Regions from separate parts of the Mus musculus genome. Here region 2 is linked to region 1. The links are chromatin loops, found by intact Hi-C in ENCODE. Cell type or tissue: heart. All regions are shown on one strand. Each heading gives the region's core, and the rest is flanking DNA. Links, peaks and the distances in the headings are about the cores only.

Region 1 (16,747 bases), core at 7,769-11,768:
TTTGATTCAAACCTGTGTTGGTTTCCACTTCTGAAATTCTTCAACATTCAGAAATGTCAGCTATGACTGAGAAATTGACCAGAGATAGTCTGCCATGAGTCGTCTCCTGACCTTATTAACGGGTGATAATGGGTTGTGTATAAACCTGAATTGACCCCCCCCCCTCCTTAGTATATATTGCTTTACAAGGAAGAAGCCAGTAATCTGTCTGAAAAGAATAGTAATGAAGTCACATATTACACCCTCGGCTGTCATGTGTTGCAGAGTCTAATGGATTCTGTCTAGAATACAGCAGACACTCAAACATTTTTCAGTTAATTAATGAACACTAACCATGATTTTTCTACCTTATTCAATTGCTACCTTTTAAACGTCTGAAAAATCTAACATCTCTTTTATTATTACATCTTACAATCAAATTTATTTTGTTTTTTAGATTGATCTTTAAGTTCCCAGCTCCCTTTAAATATCTGCCAAACACTCAGTAAAAACGTTTACAAAGTGAATGAACCTGTAATAGAATTGCCAATATTTTGGAATTTTATTACAACAAACATACATTCACTATATGCACAAACATTAGGGACTATATGCAAATTTAGATACTTATTGTCATTCAAATAAAGAAGCAAATATCCTGAGTTTTAATACTTATGATTCTTCCAACATTGTAAACAGCAGTAACTACAGGACATGTGGCTATGTTAGCAACCCATAGTGCTAAGCCACATTGTTAAACACCACCCCTTGAACACCCTGACTGGATACATAGTAGCAACATATAAGTAGTGGTTCAGGGAGTGTGGCACCTACCTCATGGTTGGTGAATTATGAATTAACATGGTTACTAAGCTTTTCATATTTTCAAAGCAAAAGTTTTGGGAAATTTACTGAAAGGAAAAGACAAGGTCTTTGTCATAGCCAGAACGCATCTCTGGCCTCATGCTCGTCTTAATGTGCCCCCCACGGTGGCCTCATTCTTGTTCCTCAAACAAAGCAGGTTTGAGGGGTCTCCTTCCTTGGAATGTTCTTCCTTTAAAATGTCTTTGATGGTCTCTGCATTTCCTTCTAGTCTTGCTTAGGCCCTCTCCCTTCCCACGAGTTCTGGTCTCCATTTTTACACACTCCAGCCCCCGTTTCTCCTCTTGTTTAACCTACCCTATCTTGGCATTGTTACCTCCTAACTAAAGATACGGCAGATGATGGCGATGGATTACCGTTTCTCTCACCAAGATGTAAACTCCAAAGGGCGAGTCTCTTGTCTGTTCTCCTTACTCACATGCTCAGTCCTAGAGTAGTGATTGACAGACAGTAGGCACCCAGTACACCCTTGCACAATGAATGAACAAATTAATTCGGGGTTAAAGAAGGTTCTGAATCTATGTTTCTTTCCTCTGTCACTATTTACCCTGCTATACCCTGCTATAGTATTTTAATCAGGTACATTTTGCAAGCCAGTGAAACTCTCCCAACCTGTTTGTTGGGCTTGCTAGCTAGGGATCCTGTCTTTTGGAATTTATTCTTCTGGGCAGACTGCCAGGGCCTAAATTTGTCATGTATGGTGTATGATGCAAGGTTTAGGGATTTTTCTTTTTATTTTTTTATCTTTTGGGGCGTGTTTCAATTTTGGCTGGCTTTATTGTTTTGTCTGAGGTTTTGTTCTTGTGTTGAGTTCTATTTGTCTGGGTTGATCAAGCAATTTAGCAACTATTCACAGAACTATGGAATAGTAGAAATTAGAGCTGGAAAAGTCTTTGTCGTTGATCCGGGCTTCCCCTCTTGCCATTAAGTCTTGTGCTTCACAATACAATGTCCATGGCTTTGTTTAGTGAGGTTTCAAATATCTTCAGAGATTCCTTTGGGCACCCACTCAACAAATCTAATACTCCTGACAACAAGAATTCTCTACGTGTTGTCTAAACTTTTCTTATTTTCCCTTTACTGCTCCTATTTACAGTTCAAGGTAGCAAGCTCCTTTCTCTTTTAGCATTTTACATCTTTCAAAGAAGCGAAGACATACATTTCTGTTCTCTCAGCGTTTAAATCAAACTATGCATGCATTCTTAGTGTAGGCTTCTGTCCTTCTCTTTGTTTAATTTTGCTTTTGCTTATTGAATTCCTTCCATGTCTTCACCTTAATTTGTTATCTGTGTAATTCCACTAGTCACCCACTGAACAAATTTAACACAATGCTGTTCTTCTAAAGCCTTAAGACAATGCATGGGCATCCACTGTATGAAATGGTGAGTCTGTTCAGTTTACTGCAAAATCAACCTGGTGTGCTTTTGGGGTTTGTTTTGTTTTGTTTTGTTTCATGAGAATAAAAGTGAGTTTTGTGCAATGGTGTTCACTAAACTCTAATGTTTCCATGGTAAGTGTGTAATATCAGACAGGTCACTCATTCCATTTGCTTCCTTGTCTCTGTCTCTGCAATAGGAGAGAAGAGCAGCTACTTCAGCCGCCTTCACTGCAGTTGTGTGGAAATAAGTATAAGACTCTGGGGCTAGAAAGAGATCTTTCAGGGCTAAAAGCACCCCACTTCCCAGCGTTCAGGGTGCCACGTGATAAATAATTCTCAGTACTGTAAAATTCAAATGACACCTCTTGTTTTCTGGCTAATAGTAATTTATGTTAAATCCAAGTCTCTATTTGTGGTGAAGGGTAAAATTTAAAACTTTTCAAATGCCATGAACCTATGTTTCGAAAATACAGAACTGCAGCGTCAGATGCGTGTGTTGTCAGATTGCTGTAAGGGAGTCCTAAATGCTCATGGCAGCTTCCTGTCGAACTCACGGACAGGCACATTTTGAAGAACCCTAGCTATCAGAGATAATTTCATTTTTTACCTTTAGATTGAAATGCCTTTGAAGTGAAATCTCTCTCTTCCAAAGAGTCCCATTAGACTTGTATTTCCACTGTGTTCTAGCTACTTCAGTTAAGGTCAACCTAAAAACCAGAACACTCAAAGGGATGTACGCCCGCAGTGACCCCTACAATAAACAACCTGAGCTTGTGCAAAAGAAAGAAAAACAAAGAGCTGAACACACAATCAATTGATAATTTCTCCCTAAACCCTGGCTACCAGTTTCTGATGTATTTGTGGGGCAATTCATAATTGATCTCATATAAACATTTATAACTATTAAAAATTGTTATTCATAACTGCACATATTCATGAGATATCATGTGATAATTCAATGCCAAAATACTTTTAAGGCAGCTTAAAATCACCACAATCTCATAGACTATCCACCCAGCCAAGTTACAGAATAGTATCTTCATCACAGAGATCCTAACAGCTCCATTTCTGAAACTATTCAAAGACCAATAATCCAACATCAGGACCAGGCAACAGCAAGAAGAAACCCAGAATCCAAAAGAAGCAGAAAAAAAGCAAATCCGACAGCCTGGGATTTACTCATCCCCCACCTGACACGGTGCCAGCGATCTGTGCTTTCTCGATTTGGGAACCTAGATTATATGTCAGCAACAACTGGGAAAATTCTGGAAACTGGGTACGGTTATGAGATGCCATGTGTTCGCGGGCGGTGTCCCTTTACAGGTTGAGTAGAAGCAAAACTTCAAGTTTTAGTACTTGTTTGGAATAAGTTTTTCTTCTTTCTAGTGGGCTTCAATTATTTGGAGACTGAATTAAATAAACATATAGTGAAATTTCATCTTTCCAGGCAATTAAATAAAGTTTATGAGAAACATAAAATGTGGGGGAAAAATTAAATACAGTAAACTGAAAAAATATATAACACATAAGCTACATGTTGGATTTTTATGATCTACAAATCTAGTCCAAGGGAAAGAAAAATTGAAATTCAAAGACTTAGGAGCTTGTTTTTAAAATTCAGTAAAAATAAGTTCCATGTGGTGTGGGAACAGGGATAGAATCCCTTCTCACAGTCAAGGTACAACAGGGGACCTCAGTAAGCAATCGCAGGTTGGGTGAGATGTAGGTAGAGGAAAACTTTAAAAGCAGAAGATTTCAATTTGTTTACATAAGGATTTATACAAAGCAAGAAAACAGACATCCATATCTCATTAGCAGATAAAGCGTATAGAAACAATGTATCACAGGAAGCTTTGCTTTGTGTGAGTTTTCCAAAAGCAAATAACACGTGGCCAGCGTGACTTAATCACTGATGGATTCAATAAAGGGAAGAGGTCATTAGCTCCTAAAGCTAATTATTTTGTTTTTGTAAAAATGTTGCAATATACCAGATGTTTCATTAATTTTTTTTAACTATTTAAAATGATTTATAAAGTTAAAATGCTCAACTTTTTTCTTGAGATGTTAAAATTTAAGTGTTAAAAACCATTAACAAACAGAATTTACAGTTCAGTTAAACAGTCACTGAATGTGAAAAGAGTTCTTAAAATGCTTCTCTTCAGAGCCATTTTGGTTCCCATAGAAACCAATGTGCAATCCTGCAAAACAAGGTAAGTTCTAAAATAATCACCATTATAAATACCCATTATATAAATGTAAATACAGGCAATTGAAATGATTTAGATGATTTTGAAATTGCATATCATTTCCCAAACCATAATGATTCCCTCAGAGTGGTTCTTGTCTGTCATATCAATACAGCATTTACAAAATTTTTAAAATTCTTATGATTTGCTTTTGAGACCATAATCGCCTTTTCAAACAAGTCTTGGGCATGCAAATATCTATTTTTGAACATGTGTTTTGGTGCAAGATGGGTTTTGGGGGCTGCACTTTCACTTCATGGTAGATTAAGTACTTCTCATTATTAACTTTTAGGCTTATATCATATTTTCTTTACTCATTGCTAATTACAATAAGATCAGATACTGTAAAATTATAATTTTTCTATCTTATGTATCTAGACATTTTGCTTTGTTGTGACAAAAAGACATCCCCCACCCACCAAGAATATCTTTTTACATTGGTTTTGAAATTCTTTTCAAGGCCCAGGATTAATATCAAATAGTAGTAATATTGACTCAGTAAGTTTAATGACATACACACACACACAGAGGCACATGCATGCATGCACACCAATCCACATGAATCACTTAGATAGAAACAGAAGAGCTGCAAGCCATTGGTCTACTCAATGGCTTCTGGGTTATGACTATAAACTATAAAGAACAAAAGCAGAAACAGACAAGCAGAAGATAAAACTCAAAAGTTCCTAAATTTGTGCAACGTAATGAAACTAACCAATACAATAAAAAGGCAGCACAGCAAACTGGAGAAAATATTTTCTTGCCAAACATCTGATATCTCTTTACAGAAACGAAAGCTTCTAACATTAAATAGTAAAACCCAGAGCAGCCCAATCAAAATTTAAACAAATGACTTTTCCAAAGAAGACATAAAAATAGGCAACATGAAAAGTGTCTCACCATTACTGATCAACAAGAAAACAACAACAAAAACAACAACAAAAAGGACAATTAAATAATACGTCATGCCTTTTAGAATTAGCCAAAAGCACAGACAGCAAATGCTCATGAAGATGTGAAGTAATGAGAGCTTTGTACAGTATGGTGTGAGTGAGAAAGGAAACAGCACACGTGGAAAACATGGTGGATGCTCCTCGGAAAAATTAAAGCTAGAACTACAGGTGACCCTACTGTCGACCTTCCTCCTGACTACATATGCAAAGGAATCACGAGGAGGAGCCGGATGAGTTAGCTGGAATCTCACGTTTACTGTGGCATAATTCATAAGAGTCATGATATAGAAATAACCTCAATATGTGTCAGTGGATGAATTTTAGAATATGGTATACAACAGAATTTGATCTTAAGAAAAAGGAAATTCTGCCTTATCTGTGTAATGCATTATCTACACTCTCTACAAGGGCATGTTCCCACGACTAACTTCCTGTACGAGATTCCAAGTTTTCATCACCTCACCACAGTGACATAGGCTGTTGAGAAAAATCTCACCACAGTGACACAGCCTGTTGAGTATGGGTCCCTAGAGACCTTGAAGATCTGAAACATGAAATGGTGTATCATTAAAAGGTGATCATAGAAACAGGAAATACAGTGGTGGGTCCCAGAGTCAAGGGTACTAGTGTGTTGCAAGCAGACCTGGGATACCTGAAGCTGAGTCTAAACCCTACTTGGGATTTTTTTATTTTATTATTATTTATTGTAAGAAGACAGCTTAAGATCTAATCTCTTAAATTCTTTGCATTTTAGCCAGAAGGTAGGTGACACACCCCTTTAATCCCCTCACTTGGGAAGCAGAGGCAGGTGAATCTAAGAGTTCAAGGCCAGCCTGGCGTACAATGTGAGTTCCAGGACAACCATGGTTATGCAGAGAAACCATGTCTTGAAAAAACAAAAACAAAACAAAAAAAAAAAACAAACAAAACAAAACAGCATTTTAGAGAGGGTATTTGAAACCTTAATTTTAAAAACATTAATTCTTTGAAAATTTTATTATATAATGAGTAATTTCTAGAAATTTGCTGTATAACAGAACATCAAGAATGTTGGACATGGTGGCTCATACCTTTAATTCCAGCACTTAGGAGGCAAGGCAGGTGGAGGTCTGTGACTTGCAGCACAGTCTGGTCTACATGTTGAGTTCCAAGCCAGGAAGGGTTACAACTATGTCTTACTAAAGACCCCTCTAAAAACAAACACCTTCCTCTCTTAAGAGAGCTGCCTGTGCTTTCAAATGCCATTACTGGTTTATCGATTTAAAAAAAAAAAGTTCAGCCATAAAACTAAGATGCCCCTGGTGACAAGATGTGGAGAAATCCACTTAGTGTGGAGACGAAGCTCCCTTCCTGCTGGCTGCTTTCATGAGACGGGAAGGTGTTATGTAAGATGTTGGGTGGAAGATGTCAGGTGGCAGTCTTACCTAGCTGTAAATGCTGTGAGATTCAGTAATGAACAGTGCGGTAAGGTATGCCCCCGGGTACAAGAGTGCCACCAATGGCATGGAGGTAACCAATTTATTTCTGATGCGATTGAAGCCTGCTCACAGAAGAAAACATATCCCGGACATTGCCAATCTAGCCAAGAACCCCAAGCTGGGACAGACAGTCCCTGGTCAAAGAAACAGGTTAAAGTGTCAGCAGAATGCTCATCCACAAGTGGGACGTCTATGTCACACCTCCTCCCCAAGGTTCAAAAACTATCATAGAAGAAGTGGACAAATTGTAAGAGCCGAAGGTCACAGAGGACTAGAGCTAAACAGTGCCTTCTGAACATGACAGGACTGCTGTACTTATTGATCTCAAAATAGCTGTTTGCCTGCACAAGAACCAGTCCGTCGGGTAGGCATCAGCTGGAAGGGGAAGCACTTCAAACTGAGAAACTATGGGCAGCTAATGGTTCCTGGGGCAAAGAGAGTCAGTTTTCTTTGAAGGTTTCGCTTCTACATAATCAACAATGGATGGCCCTACATCCAGGCGGATTCAGACAGTGCAAACTGAAGGTGAGGAGTTGTTAAAATGAAAAGGACGACACAAAATTGGGGAGTGAGGTAGAATCGTTCTTTGAGGAGTCAGGAAAAGGACTTGGAATTGACCAAATGATCAAAATACATTGTATGACATACTTACTGTTAATAAAAGTTTTTTTTTTTAATTTATGATGTAACCCCCCTCCCCCCAATATAAAACACTTTATAGGGATCTCATGTTGTCTTGTTGCCATAATAGGAATAAAATCCCAGTAGAGCTAGCTTCAAGTATCCAGAGTGCACTTGACTAGGGAAGAGTCCCTATTTCTTAAGACATTCCGGTTTTACTTCAGGGTGAGTTAATCTTAAAGATCTAGAAAGAATAAATATTTGACCAGGAAACTAATCATAGTGTAATGATTAGTTTTAATTGTTAATTTGGCACATGAAATCATCTGGGAAGAATGTCTCAATGAGAGGTAACCACTATTGGGTTATTCTATGGTCATATCTATCACTCACTGTCTTGATTACATTAATTGGAATGGAAAGGCCTGCCCACTATGGGCTAGCCATTCCCTAGGCAAGGGATCCTGGACTGTGTAAGCTTAGAGACAGCGATGCACCCAAATAGCAAGCACACATTTATTCTCTGCTCTTGACTGTGGATGTGAGAGCGGCTTCAAGTTTCTTCCTTGACATTCCTGCAGTGATGGAGTACAACTTAGAATTATAAGCCAAATGAGCTTTTCTCCCCTGAGCTGCTTTTTTGCCGGGGTATTTTATCATAGCAATGGAAATGGAATTAGGAAAGAGTGTTTGTATAAAATAAAGTATTTTTTACAAAATATGTTCCACTTTCTACTTTCTGATATATCTTTTTAAAAAAACATACAATATTCATATTTATATCCATAAATTGTTCAAACATTTTTCCCATGTTTTTTTAAAAATTCTCTGGCACGGGGTAGTGAGCCATTGGGGATATATTTCTAGCCCTCTGTTTACTTTTAATTTAGGGACACAGTTTCACTAAGTTGTCCAGCCTGATTTTACACTCATTGTATCCAAGGATGCCTTCTGCCCCAACTTCCTCAGTAGTAGGGCTTATAGACCTTCTTCAATTTTTATATATCAAATAGAGTTATTCTTGCACCTGTAACTATGTGTGTTATATGTATAGCCTTAAGTGTGGTGCTGAAAATAAATAAATTATACTAAAGAGAAATTAAGTACCTCATATAAGAGCCCTTTAGATGCAATAGAACACAGATTTATTAGCCTGGCAAATACGTGTTACTGTGTGGTTAGACACTAACTTTTCTCCTATCTTTCATTGTCTTGTTCTTTTCCATGGGTCACAATTAAAACAAAGAAAGCAAAACCAAATCATATCTTTTGAACAACAGTACAACGTTACATCATTTTTTTTTTTTTTTACTTGTTTATTTTTTACATCAACCTGTCAACTAGTTAGAACAGAAACCCTACGGAACACAATTGTAAGGTCAAGGAGCACAGCACAAAGGAAAGGTTGGAGGACAGTCAGAATTGTCTAGCATATGAGTGCCTCTGGCTGCCTTTGGTCCCGGGTTCCCTGTGATGTGGAGATATTTAACAGCATGCTCAAGGCTAGGTTTGAGTAGTGGAATAATGTAATAAGCTCTTAACTTATGTTACTTTATCTTTCCAGATTTCTGTTAGTGATTGTAAGCTAAATAATGGCCTTTAGTAATTTAATACACTGTAAATCTTTCACACGTAGGCAACTATATGAATAATAAAACGAACGAACACACTATAAAACAAAACAGTTCACTGTTTCAAGACGGGAGGACCTACTACAACCGCAGGACGCTCTGGGAGGACCTTCGCTGTCCCAGCATTCCTCGCGCTGCCCCGCAGCTCTTTCCCTCTCGTCTCTATGGTTGCGCCGGCGTTGTCAGGATCGGCGCCTCCGGAGTACTGAGGCTTCCGACTTTGCGGCCGGTCCGAGCAGCTTGGGTCTTGGCGCGGCGCGATGTCCGAAAAGAAGCAGCCGGTCGACTTGGGTCTCTTGGAAGAGGACGACGAGTTCGAGGAGTTTCCCGCGGAAGGTAACCGCCAGGCCGCGCGCTGGGCCTGGGGCCTCCGGTGGGGCGGCGCCGGGCCTGCTCTCTGCGGGAATGAGCTGGGCCCAGCAGCGCGGATCCGGGCGCGGCCTCCGGGGGCCCCGGCCTCGGCCTCCGCGTCCCGGTAGCCGTCGCTTCATGGCGCGGCCCAGTGTTTTGCGCCTCGTCGCTGGGAGGAACCAGGTGAAGCTGGGCCCACGGTGCTGCGAGCTTGTGGCCCTTTAACTTCAACCCGGGACTCTCCGCATCTGCACAGTCTCTTGTTTTGCTTCGGTTTCCAAGCCTCCCCTTGGTAGTAAACTTCAGAGTCCCACTGTTGCCCAGGGCAGCCAGTGCTGTGTACCTCTCGGATAGCGCGAATGAGCCCCGAGAAGTGGGATGATAGAGTCGTTCGTGTGTGTTGTATTCATTACAGATTTTGCCTCAATTTCTGCTTCTCTCCATTTACGGTCACGTGAATTAACCCAAGCTTTATAAAAGTCTTAACCATCTGCCTTCGAAACTAACTTCAATGCTAGGGATGCTTTAGTTTTCTCATTGTAGGTAATAACATAGCTAATGTTGGAAGAGCCTGCTATGATCTTGGGAACGTGAGTGCTTCGCTTCTATTGGCACAATCCATTTCCACAAATATAGGAAGTAGGTATTAATGTACTTACTATTATTCACGTAAGGAAACAGAAGTTTGGAACAATGGAGAAACAGGCCCAGTGTCAACACTGTCCGGAAATGGTGAAACTGAGACGCCTTAATTTACACCAAAGTCCTTAACTTCAGCAGTTATCTTCTGTTTGCTAGGCCTCTTTTTGCCATATTAGTTTTTCAAATTGATTACTTTATTGGCTAATTGTTTTGAGTAGATTTCCCAAATATTTTACCTTGTTTCTAAAAAGTGAGTTAGACTGTGTCTCCATGAAGACCATAGGAAGAGAATTGTGGTTAGTCATGTGCACATACGTGGCATCAAGCAATTATCACTTGACAAAAATTGTACTTAGTTACCCCACCATGATCTCAATGCGCATAAAATCACATCACAGGAACGTTTAGTCTAAGTATAATGTAGTGTTTTAGTTTTAGTGAAAGAGAACATTAGTGTGTATATTATGCAACCTCATAAACCAATTCAGAAGATATATTTCCTCTGAGTTAGGAGTCTATAATATATGATGGGATAGTTTACCTTTTGTTTTGGTAATAAATTTATTTGTTCAGTCTGATGTTTTGTTTTCAGGTTCATTAATAATCCTGTAACAGAGCTTTGTGGTAGAATTGGCTAAGTGAGGGCAGGTTAGATTTCTTATTCCAACTACTTGTTTCAGATGGTCCTTATCCCTTATTACATACAAGCTGCACGGTTAAGACACTTGCTTTGCATTGTAGAGTCAAGCATCTAATCTTGAAGCAATAGAGTTCACGTGTTAAAAAATAAAGATAAATTCTTGCCATTAAGTCTCTAACTCAGAATCTAAAAGGTCTTTCTGACCAGTGCACCCACCCAGACTTTAACCCTCACCTTTAGTGCAAGTCTCTATTTAAAATAACTAGATAGCTGAGAACCTAGGAAAGAATTTAGAGGTAACTGTCAGCTTGATGATGTACTAGATGTTTTTCAGCACCTTTTGTCAACTTTAGTGTACTGTCTGTCCTTTAGAGCCTGTATTTTGAGCAGTAGTCTGTTGAGTGTGTTGACAGTTGTATTATGTTTAAACATCTCATCGATGTTAAGGAAAAGCAAAGAGTCTAAAGACAAAAGAACGCACAAAAGATTTAGTGTAAGGACGGTGTCATTTAATGATCTTCCAAATTTGTTGTCTTGGTTAGAGTGTATAGAGTCTAGTTCCTTGGGGAATCTTTATATTTAGAATGAGAAGTAACATTTTAAATGATTTGTTATGCATGTGTGTTTCTTCCTTAGTTAACAGATACATAGCCTTAATTCATATTAGGAAGATTTTTGCTGTATATAAAGATTAATTCACTGGGTAAAATTAGTGAATATTTACAAATTAAAATCTTTGATTAAAAACTAAATGAAAGAAATAAAATCTGAAAAAGAAAAAAAACCCAGAAGACCTTTTTTGTTTTAGAGTAAACATGTTCTTTCCTATTTTTTGGTGTTGTTCTGATACAGATTCTCTGTTGCTGTTGACATGTGGTTCATGGACCACCAGTCTTGGCATTTGCATTATTTGGGAAGATGTTAGAAACACCTCTTAGAATTTGAATCCTTCAGTATTTGAGTTGTCTTTTAAGTTTTTTTATACCCAGATTTACTTTCAAGTGCTTTCCCTTCGGAAAACTCACTTTTTCTTATGATTGCTTTTTACGAAAAATTGGCAAACTCACTAATAGAGTAAATGAATCATTTTCTTGTTAGACCAATCTGGAGTTATCTGTGCCATTTATAGGATGTCTTACTGCAAGAGTCTTGTTACTTGAGAGTGTGCCAAAGTGGGGCTGGCCACTCTCTGGGCTGTGTGTAGACTGTACACTGTGGAGCTTGTCACAGGCAAGTCATTAAATTGTTTTCATAGTTTGTCTTTCGGGAATGTTGTTGCTACAGCTCCTCCCAGATAAGAACCTGCTAGATGGAATTTCAATTTAGTGATCTTAAAGAAAGATAAATTTTATTTTGAAGAGAAACCATAAGTTAATGTTTGCGTGGAGACCTCATTGTTTCATTGAATAGCTCTTCTTCAGTGTGAAGTATAACATCTGGAATGAGTCGCTGAAGGTACAAAGGAACAAATGTTCCATTTATCCCCCTAGTTCCCTTGTTTAGTCTGAATCTGCTCCATTGGCAATTCCTTAAAATTATTCTAATTGGTGGGTATGTACTATAATGGACATTCAGAGGGAGCTGTTACAAAATCATGTTTAGAATCTTTGTGTAATGTATTCTACACAATTTCTAGTTGTTTATGCCGAGTGAGAATAGGCTTTGTAAGGGAGCCATTCAGATCGAAAGTTTTGATATGGCTGGTTTTAATATATTTCTGGAGGCCTTCAGAAAGAGTGTTAGACCCAGGTAATAACTTTGTGAGAACATTTCAAATTGTATCCATGCAGGTTAGTTTGGTGGTTACAGAGTGGGTTATAAAATTGAAGCTGTTGTATAATTGAATCTTGAAACTACTTTTTTCCTTGTCAGACAGATATGGAAAGGATGCTGATTTCTTTTCACTGACAGTTAGAAGTGGGTGATAAAAGCGGGAAGAAACAGTGATTGTTTTGTCTTTCATTTGTTTGCTTTGTCCTTTTCCAGAGCTAAGATATTTGGTTTATATTGTCTTGCTTTTTTTGAATATTTCAAGTGAAATTGGAAACGGGATTTGCAAGAGTTCTGCTCTTAACTATTGTATAATTTTTCTATAACCAGTGAGACATACGTACACCGAAAAATCAGGGGTATGCTACTTCCCACAGCTTCACCCTGTCCCATTAAATTCCTGGGTAAGACCTGGGTAAGATACAGTTGAGAATCTGTCAGTTGAGTCAAACAGTGGGCCAGTCATCTCCTGAAGTTTCTTCTGGGTAACTAAGGCCCTCTCACTGGTATCTGACAAAGTAGGACATCTTGCGGAGGTCTGATCATCTGGTGAGTACTTTAGTGTATCACAGTCACATAACTCATAGAGGTAAAAATGGCCATCATTTTGTGAGTGGGTTGCCAAGGAATTTAAATATGTAGTTAGGGTTTTATTACTGTGAAGACACACCATGACTATGGCAACTCAAAACATTTAATTGGGGCTGCCTTACAGTTCAGACTTTAATCCATTATTGCCAAAGGGGAAGCATGGATGGTGTACAGGCAGACGTGGTGCTGGAGAGGTAGCTGAGAGTTCTACATCTGGATCCATAGAAGGCAGAAGGAGGAGACTGAGTCACTAGGCCAGGCTTGAGCTTCTGAAGCCTTGAAGACCACCTCCAGTGCCAATTTCCTCCAGCAAAGCCTAACGTACTCCAACAAGGAGTAATGGTGCCATTCCCTGGGCGCCTATGGGGGGCCGTTTTCATTCAAAGCACTACCCATGTGCTATACATAGGTGTGGTCGGAAAGATTTGTTACAAGAAGAATACTGTTAAAATATTAGCTTGAGGCTGGGCAGTGGTGGCACACATGTTTAATCCCAGCACTTGGGAGGCAGAGGCAGGCTGATCTCACTGAGTTCAAGGCCAGATAGACCTACAGAGTTCCAGGACAACTAAGGCTACAGAGTGAAACTCTGTCTTTAAAAAACAAACAAAATTAACTTGAACATTAGTACTAATTATTAGAAGGATTTGTTTGTTTGTTTTTAGATAAATATAGAAGACAGACAGGACCATTGTTGACTGTTTTCCATACTGTCCAGTTAGTTTACCTTATACCAACAGGGGCTTAGGTGTTAACAATTATTAAATGTATTATAGTAGTCATATAAACAAGACCATCCAACATTTAAGTTAGTTGCATAGTGCTTGTATGACATAAAAAATTTGTGTGACTCAAACTTTAAAAGAAGATACTTAGCCTACTTGCTAAATAAGGTAACTACCAAATGTCCATTTTTTTTAGAAATTAGAGATAGAGAGATGGCTTAGTGGTTAAGAGCCCTAGCTGCTCTTCCAAAAGACTGGGGTTCCATCTCCAGTACCCACAAGACAGCTCACAACAGTTTGTAACTCCAGTTCCAGAAGATCTAGCATCCTCACGCAGACGTATATGCAGGCAAAAACCTGCCCATGAAATAAAAATAGCAAATAAATAAATAAATAAATGTATTCAAAGAAGTAAAATTTTGAATCTATACAATAGCTGTTTTGAGGGAGAGTTATATTGCTCCTAGAGGAAGGAACAAGAGAACATGCAGTTATATGTATGTGTGGATATGTAAAACCACAAGTCTACCTGGATCCTCCACTTGGAGTTGAGACCACAGGTTCCTTGTGGTTTTTTGTTTGTTTGCCTTAGACACCTGGCCACTGTATCTCAAGTGTATTGTCTGTTTATCTTAAATGTGTTGTCATTGTTTATCCTCTTTTCTGCTGGCCTGTAAAGCTCTACTCACCTTTTTTAGACTTAGCCTACTGTGTGGAAGAGCTCTCTCTCTCTCTCTCTCTCTCTCTCTCTCTCTCCCTCTCTCTCCCTCTCTCTCTCTCTCTCTCTCTCTCTCTCTCTCGTATAGATGACTTCTTCTCTCTCTCCAGGCTGTAGACACACTGACCACATATGTTGCCTCTTCATAGAAATGTTCTCTTTCATTACCCTGGGCACTTCATCTAAAACCAGGTGCATTTTAAATTTAAACATATATTCCCAAATTTCCTTTTGAGAAGAGTTATGTTGATACATATTTCCATTTACAATTTATGTTTTCTTTATTAAGCTTTCTTGTACAGATATTGAATATTTTCATCATTACCAATTGGATGTATGAGAAGTGAGATTCTATTATTTTATTTCAGGACATTTTCATCCTTTTTCTTTTAGTTGTGTGTGATGTGTGCGCATATATATACACACACACATACATACATATATATATATATATAGAGAGAGAGAGAGAGAGAGAGAGACAGACAGACAGACAGACAGACACAGACACCCAAAGTTAGCACAGGGACAACCTTCTCTATCATACTTTGAAGCTGGTTTCTCAGTGACCCCGAAACTCACCAGTTTGGCAAGACTGGGTATCCAGCAAGCCCACAGGATCTTCTCTTCCTCCCCAATACCACAAGTGCATACTACAGCACTAAGCTTTCTCCATAGGTGCTGAGGAGCCAAATTTAGGTCTTTGTGGTTACACTGCAGGCATTTTACCCATCTGACCTATCTCCTAGCCCCTTAAAGAAGGCTTTCCTATTGATTTTTTTTTGAAGGAGATTATTATATTTTTCCTTGAATTGCTAGCCTTAATCTTTAGTTTCTTTGTCTGTGATTTATGCATAATAATTTGAGTTGTGAAAGGCTTTTCTAATTGTGCTGGCCTGCTTAGGCTGCCAGAAGAAAATACTATAGATTGATGGCTTAAACAACAGAATTGTATTTTCTCACTCAATCTGGTGAGACAGGTGTTGGCAGTCATTCCCAGTAATGAGGAAAGCTGCCTTCTCTTTTTTGTACTCCAATCATGAGGTCCGCACCTTCATGACCTCATTCAGTCTGAATTATCCCTCACCCCCTCTGTAGAGTGCTATTCATATAAAATTAAAAGACACAGGAAATGTATAGCTACATATAACTAGCATACTTTGTATATACATAGTATACATTGTTTAGGGATACATGAAAATCAAAATGAATAATCCCTACAGAGGTAGGAGATAAGAGTTATAAGCCAGAATGTTAGACAGCACAAACAAGTTCTTTGGAAACTCTCTGATGAACTGTTTCATTTTAGTGCTTATGTAGACTGAGCAAACAGCAAGCAGCTGTGACTTTTGCAGTGTTTAATAGTACTACCTGGTTGTTAAGTTTTGCTCATTGCAAACTGAATTATAAAAATATTAAAGGAGAAGTAAAAATTGCGAAAATTATATGATCTTCTTTTGAAGTGTTTAAAGTTCAGGTATCTTTATCCAATTCGGTAGCTGTTTTTATTCTGAAAGTTTGTCTACTTGAATTTCTTAACCTTACAAGTGCTTCTGCGGTTAACATGTAACAAGTGATTTATTTATTTGATGTATACTAATTGCTTCCTAAAAATCTGTTACTGAGGAATACAGAGAGAAAATGACTTTAGCTGCCACTGTCAGTCCCAAATGCTTCACACAGTCTCTTACTGTTCATAACAGCTCTGTGAGGTATAGACTTTTTACCCAGGGCTTAGCAAAATAAAATAACTTGAGTCACACTAGGTAAATACTGTCCTGACGCAAATTTCAACTGTACAGCATCTGTGTTTGAATGTAGTAAAGAATATAAATGCTGAGGAATAAGGACCAGTGGCTTTGTCACCATGCAGAGTGCTTTAGTTTTGGAAATGCCTATCCCAGGAAGGATCGCTAAGGCTTTACCTCTACCCCCACCCCCATCCATACCCATATCCCTGATTAAACATGAACAATTTGGGTTTAGTCTATATTATCTGTTGGGCTTCTGAGTGGGATTTCCATTTCCTTCTGTAGAGGTGTGTGTGCGTGTGCATGTGTTGGGATGTTAAAACACAGCTAAATGATAAGTTCAACAACAGTTCCAAAAAAAGGAGACGATTACTTCCATGGGTTTAAAACAAGA
Region 2 (16,747 bases), core at 4,659-8,658, 470 kb after region 1:
ATAAAATAAGGTTAGGAGCTAGGTGTAGGGAGATTTCAGCAAGAAAGACAGAAACCAAATAATGAAGGCCCACACTGAAATATGGGAAGTGATAAAAGGAAAGTTCTAGAATTCCATAATGTAAATTTAAGAAATCTGGGACTTCATCATTGTTTGCTTTCCGTGCAGGCGCATGACCTTAGCAGACATTGAGCGGATCGCCCCTCTAGAGGAAGGAATGTTACCCTTCAACTTGGCCGAGGCCCAGAGGCAGGTGAGTGGTGGGAGTGACTTCTCTCCTGGTGCTTTCCAGAGATACCCAGGCCGCTAGCACGTCCATTGGATTCCCAGCATTGGTTTCTGACTTAACTGTTTTTCCAATTCTGGTCCCCAAATTCAGGCATTTTGAGGAGGCTGAAAGGGGAGTTGTTGAGCAACCTTCTGGTGAACAGATACGAGCATGTGTTTCTTAGAAAGACGGGGCTGTGGCCCCAACAATGGAAATCCCAACACTCCAAAAACAAGTAGTTCTTTTCTTCCTCACATCTGGTACTGAGGGATATGGGCATGAAGCACTTGCTCTTGTGACTGTCCCCAGCAGCATCTGGCATTGCTAAATGAACGATAACGTTGCACCTCAGTGGGGTACTGTCAGAGCGTTGTCTAACAGCCATGCCTTCCGTTTTTTTTCTGAGTATCGAAATGAGATAATTTTGTTTAGTCTGGAGTCATAGTTCAGAGGCTTTTAGACCTATTTTCTCTGTGAAAGGATTCATAAGCTATGTGGAAACAATGTTAGGAATGCTAGGTTTTATTTTATGGTTAACAGAAGCCCATGTCTCAAAGTTGTGGGAGTCAGAAACTTAAGACACAGGACCTCCTTGCTCTGTAGCTGGGCCTGAGAGAGCATGCCTTCATTGCATGGGCTATGCCTGCATGGTGCTTGTAAAATAAATCCATGAACAGACAGAATGTCTTTTTTTTTTTTTTCTTTTTTCTTTTTTAAGAAAAGGACTTCCTTTAAGGCAAAGCCATCTTCGAATCTTGTGAGACTTAACTGTTTTTGGCTTGGAGCTCTGGGTCTGAACAGCGACGCCAGTTTGACCACAATGGGTTGACGCTGGCTGCATTTTTAGGACTGTCAGGCCTGGAGCCAGGACCCCCACACACACCACCACCACCACTTTAGCTCCTTCCCACCCAAGGGCAGCAGCGAGTTGTGTGCGGCATGGAAATGGAAGGAGTGGGTGTGTGCTCGGTAAATCCTAACTAGGCACCTCTGGGAAACCAGCTGGCTGTGGTTAAAAGAGGAAGCCATTCCCCCTGGTGCAGGAGAACGAACTGTGTAATCCTGGGCAGAGGAGGAAGCAGCCTTGCTCTCTCCTCCCTTTGATTTCAGACACTGTGTCTGAGGTAATTATCTCTTCGTCTGCATGCCACCAGCTATTGTAGAAATTTGGGGATTAAGGAAAGTAGAGGGACTGTTTCAGATCTCCCCTGCTCTCCCCACTGGCAGCAGCACCTCTTCATTTCCCTGTGTGCCCTCTGCAGCTTTGAGGGGGCTTATAATGGGTGCTTGCTGGTACTGGCCTCGAAAGGGTTGGAGGAATTTGAAGAGATTTACAGTAGGAAGTGATTGGCCGGTGTTCAGAGGTTTAGAGCAATTTATGGCAAACCTACCTGAAATCTAGGGTGATTTTTTTTTTTAATACATGACCCCCACTGCACCTGGAAGATCAAGCAAGTCAGGTGCTCTACGCATGAGCATTTTGCATATCCTAGCACCCTACAGCCTGTGGGGAGCCATGCAGATGGACGCTTTTACCCTTCGTGTCATTTTAAGAACATATTTGTCCTTTCCAGGAAGAATTAGCAATAATGGCAGGTTCCTTCCTTTAACATCTTCAAAATACTCTCATTCATTATTTTGAGGCCAGAGCATCTTTAGTATGGCATGTTCTCATGCATGTAAATAAAATAGTGTGCTTTCTTTGAATGCATCTGTCACCATGAAGGTAGACTACAGGGGTGGAATTGGAGACAACGCATGGAATTTGTGGAAGAAATGTTTTCCCTTCTTAGACATGCATATTTCTCTGTAAAGCTGTTTTCAGTTAAATGACTGAAGATTTCAAATGATCTCATTGTATTGGAATTGTGTTGCCCTGACAGCAGTTAAAATTCAGTGGGTTGGTAGCTGAGGTTGGTGATTGTTTTCATTGTTCACTGATGTTAATTATCGAGCCTTCTGAAAACAAGTTTTATTAAATGCATTTATTCATTCAACAGGTGTTATTAGGTGCTGACTGAATGTCACTCTCACTCGACAACTCTGTGTGACAAAGTTAATATTTTATTTACACAGACAGGGTAGTACAATATTTAAAAGTAGTTTGGCCTCAGTAATACTAGTGATAACAGGTCAGAAAAGCAACAACAAACTATCTGGTTGCCTTGAAATATGAATTTTAGGAAGATGGCCAAAAAAAAAAAAAAAGGAAAATTCTATCAACTATAATTCATCTATTCAGTATGACCATCATAAACATTTTGAGTGTCACTGGGTGATAGAGATGCCAAAATATCATACTAGTTTCATATGTGTATATATACATATCTACATATACACATACATATATATATATATGTATGTATATATAGTACATATATATGTATATATACATATATATCCACAAACAATTTTAACACCATCAACAAAAGCCTTCATATTCTACTCTCTTAATTTTTTTTTAATACCATGAAGGGCTCAACTGTAAAGAAAACACTTGTTGCTCTTATAGAGAACTTGGGTTTAGTTCCCAGCACCCACTTGGTGGCTCACAACCATCTTTAACTCCTGCTTTGGAGATACTGCACCCTCATGGGCACTGGATACACATGTGGTATATATATATATATACAACAGGCAAAGCACTCACACACGTAAAGAAAATGCCATGAAATATTTCAAACACTTAATAAATACAAAAGGAATATAACAAACACCTACCCACCTGTCATGCGCCTTTAGCTCGTTTTCTTTCCTTTTTAAAATGTATTGCCTTCTTTGTATGTCCATGGGTGTAACACACGCATGCCTGTAAGCATCAGATCCCAAAGACTGGAGTTACACAAGGTTGTGAGCAGCCATGTGTGTGGGTGCCAGGAATTGAACCTGGATTCCCAGGAAGAGCAGCCTGTTCTCTTAAGTACTGAACCATCTTTCCCACTCCTCACATTTTCTTTATAAAAGAAGAGCAGGGTGGGGGTGGGGTGGGGGATGAGGGACTTTCGGGATAGCATTTGAAATGTAAATGAAGAAAATATCTTAAAAAAAAAATTTAAGAAAAAAAAGGAAGAGTTTTGTGAACGTTTTTCTTTACCAACATCTGATCTTTAAGGATACCATTTTAAATGATGTACTTTCGTTTTTAAGAGTGATGGTATTCTATTATTTAATTTTGAGTCTGTAGTTCTGGTTTGCTTGGCTTTGCTATGTAAATCAAGCTGGCCCAGATCGCAGAGATCTGACTGCCTCCTAAGCACTGGGAGTGAAGATGTGCCTCTGTGCTCACCACTACAGTATTTTAATCCTCTCTCATTGGTCATTTAGTGTAGCTCCAGAAGTTTTGCACTGAGTGCTGCTTTTGAAAGAGCCGACTCCTTTTTTCCCTGTGCTTCACTGTCATTCTCCAGTAACTTTAAGTAAGAATCGCAGCATCAGAGTTTAAATTCAACTTAAGTGTATGTCATTATAGTTTCAAAAGCTCATATTTGCTTTAACAGTGAGTTTGAGAACAACATTTTAATAATTCTTACTAATCCAAGTATTACCACTTAAAACAAAGACAAAAATTCAAATTAAAAAGCCAGTTTGATGAATCAAGAATGATGTCTCCTTGATAAGTTTTTACACTGACATTTTTATGATCGTTCTGAGAATTGAACACTTGAAAATTGGTTATAATGTTATTTTTCACGTGGTGATTATATGTCTCAGTATGATTTCAGCCATGCTTAGCAGCAAACACTTTTATTAATAAGGAATTGATGGACTTGCACCGAGTTCTCCTTTTTGTATTTGCTTTATATGAGACTGAGAGTCCAGCGAGTGATATTTTAAGTGACCGTATGCATTTCTGTTCTTTTCTCGGCTTGCTTGCTTCCTGCTTATGGCACGCGTGAAGCAGAAGGCCTCGGGTGATGCTGCTCGGCCCTTTCTTCTGCAGCTCGCAGAGTCAGCCTACAGGTTTGGACTGGGTTCTATTGCTGGAGGTCAGTCATGGCTAAGTGTCACTGTCACTGTTCCTTCGGTCTTCTCTCTCATTCTCCACCTTCTGCTGACCGTGGTTGTTCCCCAAGTCAGTTATCAACCTGCCTGTATCTGTTAGGTGTGGACGAGAGCCAAGGGGGCTTTTCCTAAACGTGGGCATGCTCGGCATCTTACAAGAGATCATTTTTGCTCCCTTCTGTGAGGTTAGCCATTCTTGATATGCTATTAATTTAAACTCTAGTGATATCCTCTTGTCAGAGGACATTAGAATAAAAATTAAAAGTCTGCAAAGGTAGTTTGGTAGATCTATGCATAAAAAAATACTTCTGCCGGGCGTGGTGGCACACACCCTTAATCCCAGCACTCGGGAGGCAGAGGCAGAGGCAGGCGGATTTCTTAGTTCAAGGCCAGCCTGGTCTACAGAGTGAGTTCCAGGACAGCCAGGGCTATACAGAGAAACCCTGTCTCGAAAAACAAACAAACAAAAAACAAAACAAAAACCCTTCTGTTTTCAGTCTTTTCTTTGATTTTTATCCACCTATTTCTTTCACTCAAATTACCTTACTTCTGGCTGAGCTACTGGTATCCCTTCATTTCAGCTGTCGGAGCCACTGCCGTGTATCCTATCGATCTTGTAAAGACTCGAATGCAGAACCAGAGATCAACCGGCTCTTTTGTGGGCGAGCTCATGTATAAAAACAGCTTTGACTGCTTTAAGAAGGTGCTCCGCTACGAAGGCTTCTTTGGACTGTACCGAGGTTAGTGTGGCACCGAGCGGGGCAGTGCGACGTTCGTGCAGATGGAGTGGGAGCCAAGGGTTTGCTTTCCCATCTCAGAGCCTGAAATGAATTAGAGAGCCTGTGTTCAAATGGAAATCCAGCGGATTCTCAATTATTCATGCTAATGGGTGTAGGCTGTAGGCATCTAGGGCATGGCTAATCAAAACAGCCCATAGTCTGAAAGCCATTTATATTGCTCCGTTGTGTTTGATTTCTTAAAATAATAAATTATTTTTATACACTTTTTTTAGTGAGTTTTTGAAAGGCTCCTTGTTTGTGTTGTTAAAGTATTCCACTCCCCATCTACCAGGGAGAGGTACCCTAGGAACAAGACACAGCTTGCTTCAGAGTTTTGAGTCTCCTGGAATGTCCTGTGATCTCCAATCCCGTAGTGTCACTTTCCATGATGCAGTTATTCATGGTCAGCCATGTTCTAAAAATACAGACTAGAAAATTCCAGAAAGGAGCAACTCACGAATTGTGAGTAGTGTACTAGCCTGTGAACTTGCTCATGGTTCTGCTACAAAATACAGCCATTGTTTTGCCTAAGTCTCTTCAGGTCGGTGGCATTGCATCTCCCAGCCACTCCCCTCTTTCCCTCCCATCACCAAGGCATTGTGTCCGCTTGCATTATCTATTATACGAAGAGTGAGGAAATACACTACCCTACTTTGAGAGAGGCCATGCTCATATGCCTTTAATTACTGTACATAGTTATGGTTGTTTTGTTAGTGTTATTGTTGTTTACCTCTTGCTGTGTCATATTTGGAAATTCCATTTTGCCCTGAGTATATACATATAGGGAAGAATGGAACAGCCAACGTTAGGACTGTCAAAGGTCAAGCACCCACTGAGGGTCTTGGAATGAGCCTAGCAGGATGGTGCTAAGACCACTGCATCAGGAAAATCCTGTCAGGCAGGTAACCCAGTGTTTACTGGAGCCTTGCTTGCACCTCATCCTGAATTAGTTGCCTCCTCCGTTCCTGTGAAAGGGTTGGACTCACACATTACAATAGCCACGATGGTCTCTCTGTCCACCTGCTTCTTTGACATGGAAGGTTCATTAAACAGTGTTAACAGGAGCAAGGAATGCCTGTGCCATTGAGCCAACAATCCCACAGACCTTCTATTCTGTTGTCTTCGCCTGAGGAAACATATGCTTACTCCCGACTTCCTGTCTATGCTTGCTTTTTGCAAAGAACAGATTCGTATGTTTTCATAAACTAAAATGTGGAGTTGCTAGGAGCTTCCTGTCGGTCCACTACTGTTTGTCCAGCTACAATTCTTCCCTCCTTTCGTAGTGCTTAGTCTTGGAAAAGAAAATAGTGCTTTGTGCTCCACTGAGGTACAATGAAAGTGACAGCCATGAGAGACCTCTAGACCTCTTCTGCCATCTGCTGACTATAGTCTCCAAAGTGAGCTGAGTTAATGAACAGAAACTGGGAGGCTTAATTCACCTTAGAATCTGGGAGGCTTCCAACTGCAGAGAGGCTCCATTCCACAGGTGCTATTGTGTAGGTAGATAACCCTCATCAAAGGCCTTTTGATCTTTTCTCTCCCTTCTTCCCCTTGCCCCCTGCCTCCTATTACAGTTTTGAAAGTCTTTGACCCCGGGTGATTAATGATGACCCCTGTAGGGTCACCACCTTCCATTTGAAATGCCTTTCCTCTTTGGTTGACAACAACCTTTCAAATAAAATGGCTTCTATGTAGTACAAGGTTAATGTCACAAAGCGTCTTTACAGTAGCTCAGGCAAAAATGACCAGATTACCGACTTCTATGTTTTTGTTTGTTTGTTTTTCTTTTAAGCTTTGAAGCTCTAGTGTGCGTAGATGTCCGAATCTTGGTGTTGCTCCGTGCACCACTTTTGTGGGCTTTCATGGTATTGAAATTAATGGCAAGGATGTCTTACAAGGTTTGAGACCCACCTAGCAGTGTTCAGTTTGCCTGTGTTGATTTGCTTTTAAAGTTTCTGTCCTTTCTCTCTTCAGTGACTACACCTGGCAGGTTCTGATTCCTGGTTATATCTAGGTCTTTCTGTGTGACCTCACCTTTTGACCCCGTGGACAGAGGAGCTCCTGGGGTCCTCGTGTTGAATGACTGACTGGGCTGTAAAGAGCAGTTCATTCCCCTTCAGGATGGAGCTGGGGATGGGTAGAGAAGAGACATGCTCCTTTTCACTTCCAGACCACAGACTGAGCAGGTGTAGAGAAAGAGCTCATTTCAGGTACCAAGAGATAGCTCTCACCTGTTTCCAGCTTCATAAATAGCCATTTATCCAACCTGCTTCGGCTGTGAGAACCCTCAGGGCAGGGGTTGAAGCTGTCTGTCGTGGGGATAAATAGAATGGGAATATACAAAGATTAGCATTGGGACTCACCTATGTTTTCTTCTTCCTGCCGCTTATCTTTGCGAGAGGGTGGATTTTAAAAGAAAAAGGTGACTGCAATAAGACTCTTGTTTAGTTCCTGTCTTTATTTTAGTTCATAAGCAAAGAGATGATAGACATTTATATAGTTAGATGGAAGACAGTATGCCCTGAAAATGCCTTATTCCTTTTCTGGATTGCCAAGGGACTAAGGGAACTCTTGAGTTCACTGTACACAATCATTGAGTGATTGTAAATGTGTGTCATTGGATCAGAGAGAGACCAGTGATACTGGAGGTAACCCAGAGGAAATGCTCACTATTAAAAAGGAAAGCAATTGGGATAAAAAGACAAGTATTTCTGAGACTCGGCCTTTATATGCAAAGTCATTATTATATATATAAAGCAAAGCCTTAAGCAGTTCTATTTGCATTTTTCTTTAAAGGTAAGGTAATTGGCTTTTGAAGTTTCATAATTATAGAGGACAGTGATCAAGTTTAGACTTAGAGAATATAAACTCACTGCTGTAGTACTCTACTGTCAGTAGTTGAAATACTGGAGTATATCTGATTCATAAAGGAGCTATAAAATATTGGGCATTCTCTCACATTTTAGAATTTGCATGAGATAAAAAATTTCTCCATTATATTTTCTAAATAGGATAATTTGAAAATTTGGTACAAATAAGGTTTCTCGCCTATTCGAAACTATCTCTGCAAATGCTCTCCCACACTGCGATGTTTGCTACTTTGACGGTGGCAAGCGCTGTCAAAGGAGGCATTTCTTCACCTTGTGTTTTTATGCCACGCTAAATGCCTCCCTGCTACATCTCCGACATCAAGAACACGGCAAGGTGTCTTTTATTTAGAAGTAGTTCCCATTCGAACCAGAGGGAACAAGCAGTGCTTTAGGACTCATTGGCTTTTTCTTCTTCGACTGGTGGCATCTGTACAGAGTGTGGCATGTTACCAGGCGGTAGTCAGAACACACATCAGAGTCACTGCCCATGGTCACCAGGAAGGCTGAGTGCCAGCGATGGAGTTCAGTGGAGTGCTTTTGAGAGTTGAGAAATCTAATGTTGTGAGCTCGTGAGCACTCATTCTTTGTGCCCAGTGTAGGGTCCTGTAGCTCCATCCCTAGGACCACTGTGGGTTTTTTACACAACTCTCGGTTGCTGGAAAAGATCCCCTTAGGAGTTCCAGGACTCTGACCTCAAACCCCTCTGTAGGGCAGGTGGCTTTCTTTACAAGAAAATGACTCAGGTATTTTTGTAAATTTTGAACATGTCACCCTTAGGCTAAGTAGATAATCCAGGATTCCCCAAAGTCACTCTAAAAATCTTTGTTTCCTCCCCGGTTTCCAGGCCGATTTAACTCACTCAAAGGTGTTTGAGACTTGAATGAATTCCCTGACAGGTCCCTTGATTTGAGGGGACTGCTTGAGTAAGTCAAGTAGCTCATTGGCCTGCAGAGTCTGAGCTGGTCGGAGAGAAACAATTGCTGGGTAGTCATCCATAAGCAAGTGTTCTTAACGTTCCAGAAACAGCTAATTGCTGCTCCTGGACTTACAGCGCCCTCCTCTCTTCTGCAGTGCCCAGGTGGTAACCTGAGGGGCCTCAGCCATGGGGAGAACTTTCAAGACAGCGAATATATTCAAGAGAAAGCAGAGTACATCACAAACATTTCTTAAAGGATTTCTGTTTCTATTGATTGGCAGGAGATTCCGAAAATCTGTTTTTGAAATAAAAAAAAAAAAAAAAAAAAAAAAAAAAAAAAAAAAAAAAAGAAGAAGAAGAAGAAGAAGAAGAAACATTCCAAAAAAGCAAATTAGATAAATTTTATGAGCCATACCTTAATTGGGCTAACTATTTATTGACAAATAAATAATAAAATGAAAATTAATGTCCACAAAATATAAAACATTTTCCAGTCAGCCTGTTGAATCCTGCATGCAAAATTTCAGGATTATTTATTTCAGGATTTTTTTTTTTTTTTTTTTTTTTTTTTTTGTGGTTCAAAGCAGTTATCCTCTATCCTGGCATGTTCTTAAGGTGACATCTAGAGGATGATGGGTTGATATTTCAGGAAGCCATTGATCTGTGTATGTTCTAGAAGAAAGTTGGGGGCCAGCTAGTTGGTTTAAACCATGACTCTTGCTATAGTGTATGGCTGAATCTAGATTCCATGAGGTTCTCATGAGAACCCTCCTTCATACTTAGCTCTTGTGGATAAAAATGAACCCAGAAATCTTCAAGCTAAAAATAAAACCATTGGCATTTTTTCATAACTCTTACTGGCATCATTTAATAGCACGTGCGTATTTGAAGACATCACAGTTCCTCTGTGACCGCCTTGAGCTGTGGGTCCACTCTGGTCCAGCAGAACGTCCATTTTGTGCAGAATGGGCTACCTTGAGTCGAATCTCCCTGCCCTGTTTCTTCACCTTTTCATGTGTGATGTTAAACTCTAGAACTCAGAGGACAGATAATTGATTGTGGGAAACCACGACTGAGCAGAAACCTTGGGCACCCCAAAGCTTAGGGAGCAGAGGCAGCTTATAGCACACACTGAGATGACCCGCACTGGATGGTGAGAAGTTGGTGAAGGCCTGGGAGCCCTGGGTAGGAGCAGTGATGAGCTCAGCAAACTTGGGAGGGTGACAAATTTTGGGAACCTGGAGGAGAGTTTAATGACAAATTTGTTTAAACTAATGAAGCTGTAGTATTTGAGCAGCTGCTGCCCTTGTTCAGATGGAAACAGTTGAAACTTCATAGTTTAGATACTTCCTGGCCAGCATCTGGAAAGTCACTAGAGAACAGAAGAGTGTTTGACACTTGGTAACAGTCTGGGAAGCCCCAGACAAAATAGAACCATCAAAAGATCGGCTTTTTCTTCTAGACCTTTATGGGTGCCATTGCTTTTTATGTTTTAATACTCAGACTCCCAAAAGAATGCTGAACCATAGTGTAGACTGTGGTCAAAACTTCTAATAAAGCATGGGACCCTGGAAACAGGTGTGGAAACCCCAACTACTTCTCGCTCCCCTTTCCTGGCCTCATAATCTAGCCACTGTAGAGTCCCTGCCGGAGAGCCTGTGGAGAAAGGGACTGAGTCTTTGAAACAGGATAGTGTGTTTGGGAAGGTGGAGGAGCCTGCTGCCTGGGGCAGTGTGAGTCAGAAGCAATAGACAATGCTTGGAGGAGGAGGAGGAGGAGGAGGAGGAGGAGGAGGAGGAAGAGGAGGGGGGAGGAAAGAATGCTTGAACTGGTGTGGAGAGAAAGGAATGAGAGTCAAAGCTGTAAGGCAGGCTACATGCAGGGATGGTAGCCAGTGGGGGTTAATCTGATTTTCAAAGCAAGGGGGTGCTCTCTGGGGACTTGGGGACAAGTGTAGTGGCCTCCACAGTGAGGTCAGGAGGGTAAGACAACACAAGAGGGTTGCCACTGGGTTCAAAGGGTTTACGGGTGTCATGTGTATTCATTTTCCCTACCAAATTCCACCCTGCATGCCTTCCTTCTTGTTGTAGGCTGCACCACCTTTCTCAGGGCAGAATGCCCCTGCAATGCTTTTGTTTGAACCTTTAGGTTTTGAGTTTCTTCCTTATTAGAGCCCCTGTTGCTTTGATGGACCTGCCTGACTTGTGTAGCATGGTTAGAAGAACACTTGCGTTGGCCACAGCTTCCATGCTTGATCAGCCCAACCACTGATCACTCACTGGCTTCTCCAGAGAGCCTGGTACTCATGACCCATCGGCAGAGTAGGAGGTGTGACGCCACCCACCCGGTGTTGTTGCACGAAGGGCTTCCTCTATAAAGGTTGAACAGTATGGTTACTAGAGAGGAAAGCTAAATATGAAAGGCTTAGATAGAACCTGCTGTGAGACTTGATACTGAACATGAAAAACCATGGGCGGATTGCTGCAGACAGTGCTGTGGAACAGGCTTCTTACTTAGCCTCTGTGTGGAGTCTGTCTCCCATGAAGAAAGAGGATGGAGAATAAATGTTCGGTGTTGTTATGATAGTACTGATAATGATGATTGAAGTCCACCTCTGAAGCATTTACTGTGTGCTTGGCAGTAATGAAGATTTGTATAAACTCATTTTTATCCTCATAACTACCCTAAGAAAGGGTAACTATGATCTTTCCCATGAAGGAAGGGATAAAATCAAAGGTTCAGAAAGATAAGCTTACCCTCAGACAACTTCACAGCCAATAAATAACAGTTGGAAGCTAAACCTTACAGTGGGAGCTTCAGACCCATGGCCCCAGTCACATGGCTCCTCTGTCACCCAGGAGAAGCTACACTTTAAACAATTGCTTACCAGCAGAGGTCAAGAAGTGCTTAAATATTTAAATAAAAGATTTTACTTTAACATAAAATAAACAATTGAAGATTTGTCTTATTCCTGCACTATTTTTGTAGGTGGGGGCAGCTAGACACTCAGTCCAGGTGTCCCTGTTTAAGGCGAGCTCCTCCAAGGGCAGGCATGGTGTCCTGTGGGTAGTACTGTATTCCTTACCTACCTCTGAGTGAAAAGCGTTCTTCAGCCGGGATCGCCTCTTAGAAATCGGAAGCAGTGCAAGGCTGCAGCTTGAAAAGGAGGAGAGAAGCGCCCTCTTCGGAACATGTAAACACGAAGAGGTGCTTGTGCTTTGTAAACGTTTGTTCTCTGGATTATCCAAATAAACAGCAGCTAGCGTTGGTGTTTTACCAATGGGGAGCTCGACTTTGAGGCCAAATGTTATAATGGTATCTCAACCAGCAAGAGGTACAAACCCAGAATTGCAACCCAGATCTCTCTTTCTCTTTAAGGTTTGTGCCTCAGTATTCAGCTGCTACTAACTGTGTGGAATAAACAAACTTTAGTTGGGCTTGGATTGACAAGAAGTTTTTTTTCCCCAGTCTTGGCCAACTCTGAGATGCTTAAGAATTGCATAATATTTTGGAAGTATTCATGAAAATCTCTTTGGCACATGACTGTGGAGTTGGTCTCTAGTTGAGCACGATGTTCACAGGAACCTCCTTTTGGGGTGCTGTGTGAAGCTCAGGCTCCCGGGGAGGGCTCAGTGTCCTCGCCTCTAGCTCAGTTCTCATTGGCCTCTTTAAGGGAGAAGAAACTGTGTGAATTATATTTTCAGCCCGTGAAATTTGAAGAGAAAGCACTGCATTAATTCTGTGCCTTGTAAATCTTTTCTCGCATTAGCAGCCTTCTGGTAAAATGTGCCAAGGAAGAATTGCCATGTGTGCCGATGGAGCTAAACGAAAAAGAGAAGATTAGAGAAGTAACCACACTAATAAATTTCATCTGAGGCGACTGGAAAATGGACTGCTGTTTTGTCAAGTTAGAAACAACACACACACACACACACACACACACACACACACACACACACACACAGATCCCGTTTCTGTTCGGAGTGGTTTAAAATGAATTTCTGAGGGACCACCAGAGACATATTATTAGAAACCTGCTTTTTCTGCTGAGCTACCCAGATGTCAAGCACATCTGTTCTTGAGCTTTAAGTGTGGCTGTGATGAGGTGCTGTAACTGGGATGTCAGCTGGAGGCTTGCTAAGCCATCCTCTGCTCCTTCTCTGGGAACCACGCAGAAGCGGAGTTATTGGAATCTCCACCCCTGGGCTTTTCACAGTCTGGCACTTTATGATTCCTTCAGGAGACCTTTGCTCAGAGCTGATAGTGGCCAGGCCCGTTTGTAGCCTCTTATGATAACCCAGAATCACCAGTACTTTCCAGTGGAGTCATAGGAGAGTTAAGCGCAAGAATGGCAAGACTGGTTCCTTCCTGTTGCCTTGCTGAGCACCAGAACCCGTCCCAGGTCTTAGGGGTGGACGTGTAGCTTGTTTGTTTGTTTGTTTGTTTGTTTTGCTGGAGGTCTTCATTTAAAGGGAAGCTTGTGATCTCTGACTATTACTCTTTTTTTTTTTTTTTTTTACTACCTCTGGCCTTGACAGATATCTCCAACTGCCGCTAGAACTTCTTACTTCTTACACCTCACTCTTCATCTTAAAAGGCACCCCATGTGTCTGCAGAATTTGGTCCATGCTCCTTAGCGCCAATGTGTGAAGCAGTGTGCTACCTGCCCAGGTGAACTGTGCTGCCAATCCAGCAGTCAGGGGACCTGCAGCTCCTTGGAAGTCAGCCTCATTTTCTTCATGGTTTAAGAGATGATGATGATGACAAGGTGGAGGTGGAGGAGGAGGGGGAGGACCATGATGGTGGTGCTGTTGCACTGGGAAAGATTATCGTGTGAATTAATTGTATTAATTTATGTAAAACACCAGATGTAATACCTGGTGTGCAGTGAATGCCATAAACAGCACCATTGTTATTAGATCTGTGATTCCTCCACCATCTCCAGTTATCTCGCTGACTCTGAAAGGACCCAGATCTTGATATTTTGCATGTGTACTTTGGTAGACAAGTAGGCCTTTCTGTAAACTGAGATTTTTCACCCCAAGAAGCCACCCATCTCATTTGTGTTCTTCCCGGTTCATTCTATCAGACACAAGCAAAAAGTATTGGGAGATAGTTGCTCCACAAATACATATTTTTGCTCTATTTTTAGTCTTAAATTGAGATTTTCTGTTTTGTGTTTTGATGTTCAAAATGTGTCACTATATTTATAGCAAGAAGGACAAATTTCAGTCTGCTTCAAGGCTGACTGAAGTGACTGTAGGTAATACAACAGCCATTTGAGTCTAGCTGGGTTGTATTAGTCACTTAAAAGAACCATACGGACAAGGGGTAATCATTTTAATCACAGTGTGTTCAGGTTTGCTGTACAATTTAATGATGAGAAAAAAATACATGGAGCAAATAAATATTTAAACTTGGGGAGGGGTGGCTTGAATGAAAGAAGATAGTAAGATAGTAAGAATTAGCTTAAATGGCATTTGCCTATGTTTTCATAGGAGAAATTAATATATCACTGGGTGGTAACAGAGCCTTTCGTGGAATTGGAAGTTGCTTCTTCAGAGGCTGATAAACAAGTGCACCATAGACAAAGTGCTTGCTTGCATAGGGCATGAGCAGCAGCCTGTGTTCTCTTCCCACTCCCTCCTGTGCTGCTGTGCCTCATCTAGACTGTAGAGAGCCCAGCATCCCCCAAAGTAGCAAGTACGGGGGAGAGAGAGACTTCTAGTGCACATGAGAGCAGCTGCCTTAGGGATTTATTGTTGGGAAGAGACACTATGACCAATGCAGCTCTTAGAAAGACAAACATTTAACTGGGGATGGCTTACAGTTCCAGAAGTTTAGTCCATTATCATCATGGTGGGAAGCATGGAATCATGCAAGCAGACATGGTGCTGGAGGCACTGAGAGTTCTACATCTTGATCCAAAAGGAGCAAGGAGAAGACTCTAAGTCTACAGTGGGTAAAGCTTAAGTGTAGAGACCTCAAAGCTCCTACACCAGTGACACACTTTGTCCCACATGGCCACACTGCTTGATAGTGACACTTCCTATGGGCCAAGCATTCAAACACATGAGTCTATTTAAATCACCACACTGAGTAAAGGCAACTCTCCCAGCAAGTCAAGGACAGCAGTTAGCCTGAAGCCTGCCTGGCCCCGGGGCTCAGAAGGTGGTGGCTGTCTCTCAATCATCAAGGTTCTTGGTTATTTTTACACTGTTTTCTCCTCTTCCCATATTTTGTACACCACAGTCTCTTCACTGCCCCAACTGGGTTCCTTTGCTTATTATAGTCTCTGCCTCCTTGTGACCTTAGTACCTGCCTAGCATCCAGCCGGCCATTTTCCCTGTGCCATTTGAGGCAGCCTTTCATTTTTCTGCCCCTTTGCAAATTGGGGTGCATTACTTCGAGAACAGTGAGTCCTGTTTCTGGAGAGAGCTCCTTGATGGCCCGGTTCCCATTCACAGAGGTCAGGTTGCTAAGTCACTGGCTGCTTAGCTCTTCGTAGCCTGCATATTATCCTCTTAGCAGAAACCCCAGGAATAGAGTAAGATCTGAAAAATGTAGCCGTGTGGAGACTGTGTTAGAAATTCAAAGGCCGAGGGACCCCAGCAGGTGATGTCAGGGAACCGCAGAGGCTGGGTGGGAGATACTTATCAATGCCATGGCAGTTGAGTGGTGCCCACTAGAATAAGCTCTTGACTAGAAAGAACTTAGGGTTGACATCAGCTCACCATTTACCAAACACATGACATTAACCCCTGCAAATCCTAGTTTCCTCTCTCTAGGGGTGCTTATGGGGATTAAACGGGATAATAGAGACTTCAAATGGTGCCCCGCACATAGTGTGTCTTCAGTTTTCAATAATGTCAGCATCCTCATCGTTTACTTCCACAGTGAAATGGACTTCCTTTCCTTTTTCCTAAAACATGGCGTTATTATGGGGTGTTTAGTTCTTACCATCCCTTTTATATTGCCATGAGCTCAAAAAGAGGCTTATTTCTACTGTGAGAATGCCAGTGAAAACGTAAAATGAAAGCCAACACAGGGCACTGGTCTGTTGATGTCTGCCATGGGGTAGGGTTGGTACCTTCGAGATTGAATACATAGATTCTGTCTAAAGAATTGAGTGTCACCTGTCTTTAAACAGACATGACAAAGAGGCCCAAGGCTGTCAGATGTGTCATTCTGTCTTGGCAAAGAACTTAGATGGATTTTGTTTAAAAACTTGGGCTATTCAATCAAGCACATGCATAGGCCACAGGAACCATCCAGCCCCCAGGAAGCAAGCTCTGGCCTCAGGCCATGCCTTTAAGGATGGACACAGTAATATTCGTCCCCTAAGAAGAGGATGCAAATGGAGTTGATGTGTGCAACTTGTGGACTAAGGTGAACACGAAGCTCTTCTTAAGAAGAGAAGAAAGAAGCAGGCTGCAGGGCACCTAGGTGTGTTTCCAAGAGAAGGCTGATCTTTGATTTTTTTTTTTACTTATTTATTTTCTTAGAAAGAACAAATAAAAAGAGCTTGATTTTTGGTTTAGAAATGCAGAGCTACCCAGTCTTATTGACTATAATGTCAAAGGCATTACCTTCCCAAGCTGGGAATCCTGCATGTGGTCCCAACAGAATTCTTCATGTATTTCCTCAAACATCTTATTTTGGCTTCCTCAGTTCAGCCCAGTTGTTCGTGCTGTAAAGAACTGCAGCGACTGTAGTGTGTCCCAATGTCCTTTTCCCAGCTGTACACACACACACACACACACACACACACACACACACACGTGCGCGCACGTTATACTGTCTCTACAAAGCTAGAGTAGTTTTTTAAAACTATAAATTTGCCAGGCATAGTGGCAGGCACCTTTAGTCCCAGCACTTGTGAGAAAGAGGCAGGCAGATCTCCATGGATTGA

Evidence for each region. A loop is a pair of places that touch in the nucleus more often than their neighbours do. Peaks named below come from ENCODE experiments on the same cell type or tissue, not always from the same donor. Only the 100,000 strongest peaks of a DNase experiment are listed, where the experiment ranks them.
Region 2: a loop joins it to region 1, with 1.9 times the contacts of the local background. A loop is called at or near these places in 1 of 42 quality-filtered maps.

Annotation. Positions count from the first base shown.
Region 1 is chr6:6,571,236-6,587,982 of GRCm38, reverse strand. Sem1 (SEM1, 26S proteasome complex subunit) reads left to right here and starts at 9,325. Exons shown (of 3, transcript NM_009169.2): 1 at 9,325-9,504. The coding sequence starts at 9,429. In heart, for the core only: no CTCF peak of the experiment used is centred there; a DNase peak (open chromatin) is centred at 9,342; H3K4me3 peaks cover 2,513 bases; H3K27ac peaks cover 1,508 bases.
Region 2 is chr6:6,097,444-6,114,190 of GRCm38, reverse strand. It overlaps Slc25a13 (solute carrier family 25 (mitochondrial carrier, adenine nucleotide translocator), member 13), which reads left to right. Exons shown (of 18, transcript NM_001177572.1): 9 at 169-253; 10 at 4,170-4,254; 11 at 4,852-5,010. Among named protein-coding and RNA genes, the nearest start is that of Slc25a13, 110 kb to the left of the region's middle. In heart, for the core only: a CTCF peak has its summit at 6,427 (motif pointing left); no DNase peak of the experiment used is centred there.